Linked DNA regions of Homo sapiens: region 2 is linked to region 1. The links are chromatin contacts, found by Hi-C or POLR2A ChIA-PET in ENCODE. All regions are on one chromosome and are shown on one strand. Each heading gives the region's core, a stretch centred on a gene start or an enhancer-like site at or near the end of the contact. The rest is flanking DNA. Distances are from core to core; before and after follow the strand shown. Region 1 holds the start of KLRD1 (killer cell lectin like receptor D1). Region 2 holds the start of KLRC1 (killer cell lectin like receptor C1).

The links. A loop is a pair of places that touch in the nucleus more often than their neighbours do. ChIA-PET counts read pairs that join two places held with the same protein, here RNA polymerase II (POLR2A).
Region 2: a map of natural killer cell shows a loop between it and region 1 (2.1-fold over the local background). The contact joins the promoter of KLRC1 here to the promoter of KLRD1 in region 1. A Hi-C loop is called at or near these places in 1 of 168 maps with a recorded cell type or tissue (natural killer cell). POLR2A ChIA-PET finds 5 or more read pairs at or near these places in 1 of 52 experiments (activated CD4-positive, alpha-beta T cell).

The regions. Positions count from the first base shown.
Region 1 is chr12:10,304,011-10,310,074 of GRCh38, forward strand. It overlaps KLRD1 (killer cell lectin like receptor D1), which reads left to right and starts at 3,860. Exons shown (of 6, transcript NM_002262.5): 1 at 3,860-4,074; 2 at 5,378-5,470; 3 at 5,616-5,678. The coding sequence starts at 4,068.
Region 2 is chr12:10,450,920-10,456,625 of GRCh38, forward strand. KLRC1 (killer cell lectin like receptor C1) reads right to left here and starts at 2,458. Exons shown (of 7, transcript NM_002259.5): 1 at 2,279-2,458; 2 at 51-268. The coding sequence starts at 237.

The sequences.
Region 1 (6,064 bases), core at 2,610-5,109:
ATTATCTATGTGGACAAAACTTAACCAGTTCTTCAAGAAGGTAACATAAAGGATTGGATTGTCAAATCAGTATCACAAGCATCCTCAGAGATTTCACCCAGTATCATGCTTTACTCATAATTTCAGTTATACAATAATTGTGAGATGCAGACAAAACAGTGGAAAACCCAGGCCTGCAAAAGCACCCACTCATTCTTACTTTCCCCTTAGGACACACTCTGGCCCAGACAAACAGATAAACATATGAGGTCTCTTAATGGTGTTTGTGGCTGCACCGTTTACACAAAAGGAGATGTTTTGGTTATGACACATCTCCATTTTATACTCAGATGGTTACATGGTTATGGTTACACATAGCTTATGTGACATTTTTCCAGGAAGCCAGCCTCCATAAACCCACAGATTCTAGTTTTATGCTTTTTTTTTATATAGTGTGTTTTGCTCTTGTCACCCAGGCTGGAGTGCAATGGTGCGATCTCAGCTCATCAAGTTCAAGAGACTCTAATGCCTCAGCCTCCCAAGTAGCAGGGGTTACAGGTGAGTGCCACCATGCCCGACTAATTTTGTATTTTTAGTAGAGACAGGGTTTCTCCATGTTGGCCAGGCTGGCCTTGAACTCCTGACCTCAGGTGATCCACCTGCCTTGGCCTCCAAAAGAGCTGAGATTACAGGCGTGAGCCACTATGCCCAGCCTTAGTTTTATTTTTTTATTTGATTTTACCACTAACAATTTTAGACAATCTAATACATCCTGCTAAAATCATTCCATTGATAAGGATTTTGCAAGCAAAACACACTATATATAAGAAACCACTATAGCTAGTAGGTTTGTTATTAGCATGTTTACAATGAGATTTTACCAGGTCAGTAACGTCTTTTGTTTTTTCTCAGGGAGCCCTCTCTCTCTGTTAAAAGAATAATTTGCAGCCTGATGTGAGCAATTTTCTTTCCGCTCAAAGAATGCATTTTCTAAAAGCAGTGAGATCAAAATAAATTTTTCCCTTGGGGATACTAGAACGTATACTGTTATTTTGTTCTGCAACATTTTAGTTATACATTTTTAGGTAGGGAAAAGACTTCACTGTTTATATGTTAAGTGAACATTAGTTTCTTTTCCCTGGCTTTTGACTAAGGTTTAAAAGTTGACTTAGCTATTGAAGTCATCACTTGCTCTTACCAAGGGCACTAGTAAATTGCAGGGGAGGAAGAGGGCATCTTCCTGCAATGGATACTAGGGGATGGAAAGTCCTGCAAAGAGAGACGTTCTTTTGGCAGGATACCTAACTTTTCAAAAGCAAATTTATGTAAGTGAAGCTGGATATTTCAGCGGAATTTAGTCTGGTTTCTCTCGGCAGCACACTCAGAGAATACTTTGAGTAGAAACTTTATTTGGAATTGTGTATGCAATAAATGTAGGAAAGGAAATGTAATAGGAAAGGGAAAGTGGAACGCAATAAAGGTTATTTTCTTAATCTAGCTTCTAGAGGAGGTGACTGGAACATAACACTATTGAGTAATTCTGGGAACTGGGCAAAACACAATGTTCAGAATTACCTGACTTTAGGGCTGAGACTGCTGGACTGTATAGCAAATCACAAGATTCGTTTGTTGACGCCCATTCTGGTGATGATTATTCAGCACTTCCGGATTAGCATGTCTGAGAACAGCAAGGCTTTCAGCAGTTATTGGAGAAAAAAAGAACCCATAGATACAGCTATACAGATAACTAGTTGGCCATAGTTCCCCAAATATTCCAAGGGACATAGGCGAGGCAATGATAACTTCAGGAACAAGTGGAGATGAGTGGGAGAGATACAGTACATGGAAATCATTCACCTGTCTACGTACAAAAATAAATAGAAAGAACAGAGGCCGGGCACGGTGGCTCACGCCTGTAATCCCAGCACTTTGGGAGGCCGAGGCGGGCGGATCACGAGGTCAGGAGATCGAGACAATCCTGGCTAACACGGTGAAACCCCGTCTCTACTAAAAAAAAAAAATACAAAAAATTAGCTGGGCGTGGTGGCGGGAGCCTGTAGCCCCAGCTACTCGGTAGGCCGAGGCAGGAGAATGGCGTGAACACGGGAGGCGGAGCTTGCAGTGAGCCGAGTGAGCCACTGCACTCCAGCCTGGGTGACAGAGACTCCATCTCAAAAAACAAACAAACAAAAACAAACAAAAAAAGAACAATCAGAGTTGGCAGCTCAGAAAGAGTTAAAGAGGTATATACATATATGTTTACTGTGTGTGTGTATGTGTGTGTGTGTGTGTGTGTTTAGGTATCTTAAATATTTAAGCCTGGAGTTCTTGAAGTAAACTTGTATTTGTTGGATTTTTATTTCTAAGTCAGTGAACTAAGATGAAAAAAAGGACAATGACTGATGGACGTATTCTCACCAAACAGGGTTCTAAAAACTTAGAACCTCTAACTTCCAAATAAAGGTGGTTGTGTTAGTAATGAAAGTGTAGTAATAATCCCTATTGCACATTCTGTCATAAATTTGTACTCTCTCAAGAGAAAAACTAAAAGCAAACCCCTAATCTCCTATATTTTGAGGCAATTTTACATGGGGGAAAAATAGTATCAGACAGGTTTCTTCCAGACCAGCTTTTTCTAACACTAAAAATGAATAGATTTCAAGTAAGCAAAGGATTTTTAAATAAATCACTTCAACTAAGATTTGCATACAGTCTGGATGAAGTAGATTTTACGCTTATATTCTTCAGTGAGGATTTATAGCTCAACAAATTTGTTGGTGCAATGAAAGCAGCTCTAGGCACACAATGCAAACTGAAAAGATGGAAAGTTTTGACTTCATAAAAACTGAGAAGTCAAAGTAGTCTTTTCTTTCATTTTTTTCTGTTGTTGGTTGAAAGCCCATCTTTTACAAAAGGGTTTATCTATAGTAATATTATAATGCTTGAACATAAACAATATACAAAATATAATACACAAAACGTTTATTTGAGTGTCTGCTTTTGTATGGGGGTGCATGGTAGATTGTATTTCCAGATACTAAATCATGGATCGAAATCTCTCCTTTCAAGATTCTTATTATAGCCAATCTCTTCCACATTGGAAATTTGACCTGTTCCACATTTGATATTCCTATTAACAAGGTTACTCTTCTGTAGATGAAAAAGTGTATATCGAAGTATCAGTATAGTATCTGAATTAGATAACACACTAAACAATATAATAATGTATTAGTAAAAATAAGGAAAATAAAGAAGCTGAAGTCGTGCTTAAAGAACTTTAAGAAAATGAAAATTGAGGTGTTGAAAAAAGCTTTTAAGGCTAACGTGAATGAGGCGTCCAAGTGGGAAACCCATCCAGTTCTACTTTTTTGAACTTTGCCTGTCGTGGCCAGGATAATTAGGTAGAGATCAGAAGAACAGAGTGAGACATGGAAATCCCAATTTATGTGACCTTGGGCAAATTACTTAGCTCTGTATGCCTCAGTTTTCTCTTTGATAGATTGAAGATATTTATATATCTTTACTATCAAGCCATTTACAGAAATAAATGAGCTAAGATATGCCAAGTGCTTTAAATTGTGTTAAGTACAAGGTAAATAATAAATGTTTATTATTAAAAGAGGAAAATTCTGTAAGTAATTTTGTTATGCTAAGTAAATTTACCTTTGGTTTGCCCATCATTTCCTTCATTTTCCAGATAACCCTTTAAAATGAATTTGATTTTCAAACAATAAAAAACAAAACAGCAACAAAACTCCCTCTGACCTCCTCTCACCTTCTTTAGTCCTTGCCAAAGTGTTAATATTGCAAAAGTACTGTGAGAATTTCCTGTATTGTGGTTCCTGGAACACTTCAGAGGCTTGTGATTCTACTGCTTCTTATTCACACTATAATACATGTCTCACCAATAGATGATTCAAGAACATCATTTAAATACACAATTTTTCATTCTCTATTTTTGCTAAATTTCTTCATACTCAACTTTCAGATTCTTTAATCTCCAGCTCAGCTTCAACAATTCAACGCTGTTCTTTCTGAAAAAGTACACATCGTGCCTTCTCTACTTCGCTCTTGGAACATAATTTCTCATGGCAGGTATGTGTGATTTCAGTCACTAAATTAAAAATAACCAGAAAAGCTATTTCTTGGATTGGCTGATTTTGGGGTAATGCTTTAAGAGAAAAGGACATGATTAACAGTGGATGTTTTTAGGATTTTCATGCATTAGCACTTTCCACATTCATTATATTTTCCTGATTCTTCATTGTATAACTTAGACATGATTTCATGAAGTTTTTTCCACAGGTTTGAAGAGTGGTTTCTGACAGGGCTACCTTTAAATTCTGAGTGAGAACTGAACTTTAGCCTGGTTAAATTGTGAGCAACAGTGTTCTAGTATAGCAATAGAAAATGCCAAATATTAATGACACAATGCTGAAAAGGTTTTAATTGACTATTTATGTTGTGACATCCAAAAATTACACAAATGAACAGTTTGACACATTGTACTGTTGTTAATGACATCACTCTTTGAGAGTGTGTTCACGTTAGCACAGAATCTCCTAATGTTGAAATGTTTTAGGTGAAAGGCCTAAAAGCAAGTAATTTTGAGTATGAACAAATGGAATGTTCTAGGGGAAAAAGGATTGTTTATGTATGTTCAATATACTGTGAAATGAAGCCAGGCCTCAAAGTTGTTACCCATCAATTTGTTATCAGTTATCACACCAAGTCCAGAATGTTCCTATGTCTTCTTTTCCCTATAATATCTCTACGAACCAATGAGCAGCTAGACATTTATCAGAGCAAAACCTGCACTGAGATGAGGAGAGGGCATACTCTCAACTAGTATTATTGTGACAATGGTAGACTACGTTGAATGAAAGATTCTTGAGCTAGACACACTTTCATGTGATTTCTGACTTGGATACTTACTTGCTTTGATACCTTGAGAAAATAACATTATTATTGGACCTTATGTTTTCTCATCTATGTAATGAGAACCATACTATCTATCTTGTGATTTTGTTGAGAGAATAAAAATAAATGCCTGTTATGTAAGTCCATAAAACACAACGTGGTGCTTGTTAATATCTTCTACCTCCAGATCTTTAAGCACCTCTGCCAATTTAAAATAAATGGTAAATTCACTTTACTGCAACAGAGCTGGTAGAGAAGAAAATGTTTGAATAATCTTCCTGAAGAATAAGATACATCACATAAAAATGTTGGTATTGGGTGAAGTCCCGATTGGAAAGTCTTCAGTGTTTTATTGGCAAGATGACTCCGTTATCAAATGAAAGAATGTTGTGGATTCTCCGTCACTAGTTTCTGCTTTTAAGAACTCAGCTCCTGAGTTTGCTCTTTAAGTCATTACTCTGTCTGTCTTTCTCTACAGTGTTTAAGACCACTCTGTGGAGGTTAATTTCTGGGACCTTAGGGATAATATGCCTTTCGTTGATGTCTACGTTGGGAATTTTGTTGAAAAATTGTAAGTTTTTCTAAGCAAGTCTCCATAAAAATCAAAACTGTGAAGACATCATTTAATAATAAAGGCTTCATCTTGCTAATGTGTAATATTTTAGTATTTCATAAACCCATACCTAATTAAACAAATTTCTAATCATTTCTTATAGCTTTTACTAAACTGAGTATTGAGCCAGCATTTACTCCAGGACCCAACATAGAACTCCAGAAAGGTAGGTCACATTTTTTGGAAAACTTAGCATTGGTAAAAGATTAAATAGGCAGTTTCTTGTTTTTCACACAGAGAGGCATGATGGAATATTATACTTAGTAATAGAAATTTGCCTACCAGTGTAGGATAGTCTCATTTTACATTGCTCAATCTAATGTAAAAATGATTAAATTACACTGAATGTGTATCATTTGTACATTTAACTAATCAGGAAAATAGTAGCCTGAAACGAAAGATATGTTTCCTATATGAGTGCTCATAATTAAGTAACAAAAAATAAACCACAGGAAATGTTACAGTTAATCCTCATTACCTGCCTGAATTTGCTTATAACCTATACTTTTGCATCTCACTACTTTTCCTTTTCCAGAATATACTGCACAGATT
Region 2 (5,706 bases), core at 1,208-3,707, 150 kb after region 1:
CAAGCTGCACATCCTAGACTGTTATATTGAGGATCTTTTAAATGCTTTACCTTTGCAGTGATAGGTTTTGTCATTCCCTTGAAAATCCTGAGAAGCTTTTTGAAGGTTTAATTCCGCATAGGTTATTTCCTGTTCAGTTGCTAAAATGGAGTTTTTATTGCCTTTAGGTTTTCGTTGCTGCCTCTTTGGGTTTGGGGGCAGATTCAGGTCTGAGTAGATTACTCCTTGGTTATCCATCTCTGCAGTGTGTGATGTCAGGGACTGTACTCTATAATAACAGTAGTTAAGAAGTTAATAAATGGTTTATATACAGGATTCCCTAGTGCAATTAAAAGGGTGAGGTGGAGAACGAGTATTGGAGCTCATTTTGCATTAAATAATCTAAAGTTCTTTCTCTGATTTTCTTCAAGCCTAAACACGTTTCTTATGAATATTTGTTTTAAAAAAAGATTTTTAGGCCGGGCGCGGTGGCTCACGCCTGTAATCCCAGCACTTTGGGAGGCCGAGGCATGCCGATCACGAGGTCAGGAGATCGAGACCATCCTGGCTAACACGGTGAAACTCCGTCTCTACTAAAAATACAAAAAGTAGTCGGGCATGATGTCAGGCGCCTGTAGTCCTAGCTACTCGGGAGGCTGAGGCAGGAGAATCTCTTGAACATGGGCGGCAGAGGTTGCAGTGAGCGGAGATTGTGCCACTGCACTCCAGCCTGGGCGACAGAGTGAGACTCCGACTCAAAAAAAAAAGATAAATTTTCTGCATTTGACAAAATATTATTGCTGGGGCAATGAGAAGCAATAAATTACTAAGGAATAAAGAAGTTCAGGAATAAAAATATATTTCTTAAAGTCTGATGTTTTACCTGTGTTAAAAATTAAAATGTTGTATTAGAAAAACTTCTGCACTCATTTTTATGTTAATTTTGAAATCCAGTAATGGTTAAGACTATGTGGTCTGCACATGAGTAATAGTAAAGTTGACATATATATATATAAAAATTTCTTGCACTACATTACTTTTAATTAGTAATTTATACACATTAATGAAAATCAATAGAGGTAATTAAATGGTCTTTTCTTAATGGCTGAAATGTTCTAAGAAATTATTAAAAATTATTTATTAAAAATTATAAAAAATTAAATATTTGTATATGACAGAAAATGCTATGTGACACAGTTAACTTATGCATAACCTAAATAGTATTAGGAACACTACATAAATTGTTAATACTTACAGAAGTATTGGTAATTTAATTAGTAATTGGTAATTTATTTCCTGGCTAAATTATGAACCAAAAAATGATAAATAAAAGTATAGGTAATTCATGTTAAAGCACATTTCATTTAAACTTATAGAATGATTTTATGGTTGTCAAAGTGAGTAAAGGCCACTTTAGTTGTATAAGTACTTGTAAAATTTCAGATAATGTAATTAAATCATTTAGTCAATGGGCTCTGGAGTCAGTGAGATCTAGAATTAATTCTAGCTTTGACACTTATAATGTGCGACCTTTAAAAAGTTATTCTATTTTTAATAACCCAGTTTGTTAATCTAAAATGGGCATAAGAACATATAAAACGTTGCATGTAAAACATTTACCACTCAACCTGGCACTTAAAGTTCTCAATAAGCATTAGCTACTTTAATTATTATTTTAGTCACAATTGTTATGTTACTGTTTCTGATTCATGTCAGTTAAAGCATGGAAAATAAATCTTCAGATAAGTCTCCTATGTCCATGCGCTACATCTTTTTTTGCAATATTTTGATCAATTTTTAAAAAGTATTTTTATTGCTTTGTAATACCTTTAGCATTTTATGTAATCTACCTCATTCTGATTTTTATTAAAAATAAAAACTGCTTTTCTCTAATCTACGTGTCTGAGGAATTGTATTTGGCTTTCATCAATTGATTGATTTATTTTAATAATCTTTAATGGCTAAGCTAAATATAAATTATTATTCAAAGATACATGATGTACTGATTACAAAATACAAAATTAATTGTTCATTATTGTGATGTTAATAGCTTTCCCTTAAACGATATTGATCAACAAACCCACTAGATTTCCACAAACAATAATTTGAAAACTTTAAGAAATCCTTCAACATATTTCATATTTTAGGTTTTTACCCTGAGTTATTCAAATGAAGACAGCAATATTCTACTTTGATTTTATTGTATATTAATTATACCTCCTTTGTATCATATTGAGCACTTGAAATCACCCACTAAATGAGGTAGGCTAGTAGAGAGTTGGAGAGTAGCAATACATACCTTCTGTCCCCAGAAAGTCACACATCCTTTAGTGGAGAGGCCAGGTTAGTCTCATAAAAAGGCCTGCTATAGCTGTGTAATAAAAGGTGAAATTTAAAGGCATAAATCCAAGACAAGAACAAACAATGCCTGCAATCTTCGCAGACTGCCCTGTGAAGGCTCAGAGTGAGTCAAGAGTGGAAAAAGTAGATTTCTCATCAACGTGTTACTAAGGTTTGAACAGGAAATTCTACACATGGGCTATTGTGAAATCAGTTTTATCTCATCACACACCTCCAAAATATAGGATACTTGGTCTATTAAAAGTACAAGGTTGACTTTGAAAGTGTGTCATTTAGTTGGTTCATTTTTCAAGTGCCTATGAGAATTTTTTTTTTTTCTGTCTTGATCACGAACATTGTCAACCCTCACCTTGTTAAGAGTGCCTTTTAGACTAGGTTGCTAAATCTTAACATTGCATACTTCTTTTCTTTATATTATTTTATTATGTCACTTCCATTATAATAGAAAACATTCTAAAACTCATAGTAATATTATCAACTGATATCTACTGATTTTTTCCTTAATTATTCTGAAAAATTACTGCAGTAATTACTCAATTGATTGTAGCTGGCACAAAAAGCATCATTGCCAAAGTTATATTATTAACTTCTCTTAGTTCTTAAATTTTTGCACTTAATTTTTAAAAATAGATTATTTAATCTTCAGATTACCCTTGATAAAAATATCTTGGATAGGTAAAATATTAATCAATTTTGAAATATATTAGCATACCAGAAATTGAAATATTAAATAGCTATTCATTACATTCTTCATTTATTCATCCTCCGCCATAACAAATTATGTCGACTTTCATAGAAATATTTAGTTGTAAATGACAAAAACTGAAGTCAAACTATGTATGGGGAAAAAGTAATTTTAAAATCTTACTAGGAGGAAAGTCAGTAAATTGGCAGAATAGGTGGTCCCCCACACATATGCCCCCACAGCAACAATAATTTTTCAGCCATCCACAGACAAAAGTTCCTTTGAGGGAGTTTGGAATTCAAGTAGGAGTTTGTAAAATGCCAGTGGAACCCAAGACCTAGGAAGGTTGTTTTAGGGAATAGATTTGCATCCAAGTGGCAGACTTACCAACAGTGATTCCATCTCCAGACCTGAAAAGGGACCCATCCTCCTGTGCTTGCCTTCAGCCCCATTTAGGCCTTGGTCATGCTGCCAAAACCATTTGCCCAGGGGCCCAGGAGGAGACTCACACACTAGTGTCTCAGGAGGTAGGCATATCAACTGTAGTCTCAATGTAGACCCTGAAACAGCCCTCTAACTTGGCTTTAACTAGTGTCAGCCACAACTTGAGATCAGTCCTTCACCCACAGAGACTTCCTGGGAGACATATACATCTGTACCTCTGGGGCATGCTTGCTGACCTCTGTCCTACAGAAGATACTAAAATGGCCCTGAATCTCCACTCAAACTCCTCTCAACTGTGACCTGAGTTAATCACAGGAAATTGCTGTGAGACTCAATCATCTTTGTCAGCAGTACAGGCTTGCTGACTTCAGTTCCACGGTAGTTTCTGAAACAGCCTTGAATCTTGACCTTCACCCTTCTCAGCTGTGGACTGTGAGCAGTCTTGCCAGCTCAGGGATACAGAGGGAGGACATGTGCATCCATGTCCCAACTAGGAGACCATTGACCTAGGTTTCACAGCAGATCCTTTAATTGGACAGAAAAGGGGCTTCGACACTTCTCAGCTATGCTAGAGAGCAGTTTGCCCATACAGGGACCTGGAGAGAGACATCATTAGTGCCCCTGCAGGCACAGACCTTAGTTTTATTTCAGATCTTGAAACAATTCTGGATCCAGCTCCAGCCCAACTCAACTACAGTCTGAGGCAAATCTGCCTGCCCACAGACCTGCCAGAAAACACACTCAACCATGACCCCAGAGACAGACATGAAGACACTGGTTTCAGCTATAGACCCCGAGGAAACCTTGTGACTTAGCACTAACTCCTCTGTGCCACAGGTTGAGGAACCCACTCAGAGACCCATGAGCAGCCTTCCCAGCAAACTAGATAAACTCTTCCCCAACTACACACCTAATAATAGACCCACCATTTACAGACCTTGAAGTGGACCCTCATCCCCTCCCCAGCCCTATACAGTATGATTCTAGAGCCAGTTTGGCCCTCTGAGGCACTAAATAGGATACAAGCCTGCTAGAAGCCCTAGTAAAAGGATCATGAACCAAAGATCCCACTCTGGACCCGTAAGCAACCATGTGATCTGGCTGTAACCCCATTCAACCATGATACTGAAGGCAATCTCATCAGCCCAGGACACTAACAGGAGAAGCTTTTAACCTACCGAAACCAGTCTGTAAAGACTGAAAGAGAGTCTGCTCTTTCAAATGCACAGACATCAGTACAAGGATAAACAAATAACAAAGCATCAGACAAATATGACACCACCAAAGGAAACTAATAAAGCTTTAGCAACTGATCCAAATAAATGGAGATCTATAAGTTTCCTTTAAAGTAATTCAAAACAATCATCTTAAAAAATCTCAGTGAGATGCAAAAGAAAAGAGTAAACAAAAAATACAACTAAAACAAAAAATACATGAACAAAATAAAAATTTAATAAAGAAATATAAACTATTAAAAAGAACCAAACAAAAATTCTGGAGCTGAAGAACACAATGAAAGAAATAAATAAGTCAATAGAGAGTTTTAATGCCCGACTCAATCATGCAGAGGAATTAGTGAACTCAAAAAAAGAGTCTTTTAAAATTAACAAATTAGAGTAAAAAAAGAATAAAAAGTGGCAAAGAAAGCATGAGACCTTTGAGACACCACCAAGAATATGGTATAGAAAGTATAGAAACTTCAGAAGGAGAAGAGAGACATAAAAAGTCAAAAATATTTTTTCTTTAAAGACATACTGTCTGAAAACCTTCCTCACTTGGGAAGGATATGGAAATCCAGATTCATGAAGCTCAATGAATCATGAGCAAGATCAGCCCAGAAAAGACTATTATGAGGCATAATATAATCAAATTGTCAAAAGTCTAAGATAAGAGAATCTCGTGGGGGGGTTTTGTTTATTTTTTAGCTTAATGTGATCTCGTTTGTCCATTTTTGCTTTGGTTTCCTGTGATTGTGGGGTATTACTCAAAAAATCTTTGGCCAGTCAACTGTCCTTGAGAATTTTTCCAATTTTTTTTCTTTCAACTTTTATTTTTAGATACAGGGAGTACATGTGCTGGTTTGTTACATGGGTATATTATACCAGAATAGTGAGTATAATCCAAAGTAGGTAGTTTTCTGAACCATTCTTCCCTGCTCTCCTCTCCCCTCTAGTAGTCTGCAGTGTCTTTTGTTCCCATATTTACGTCTAAGGGTGCTCAGTGTTTAGCTCCCACTT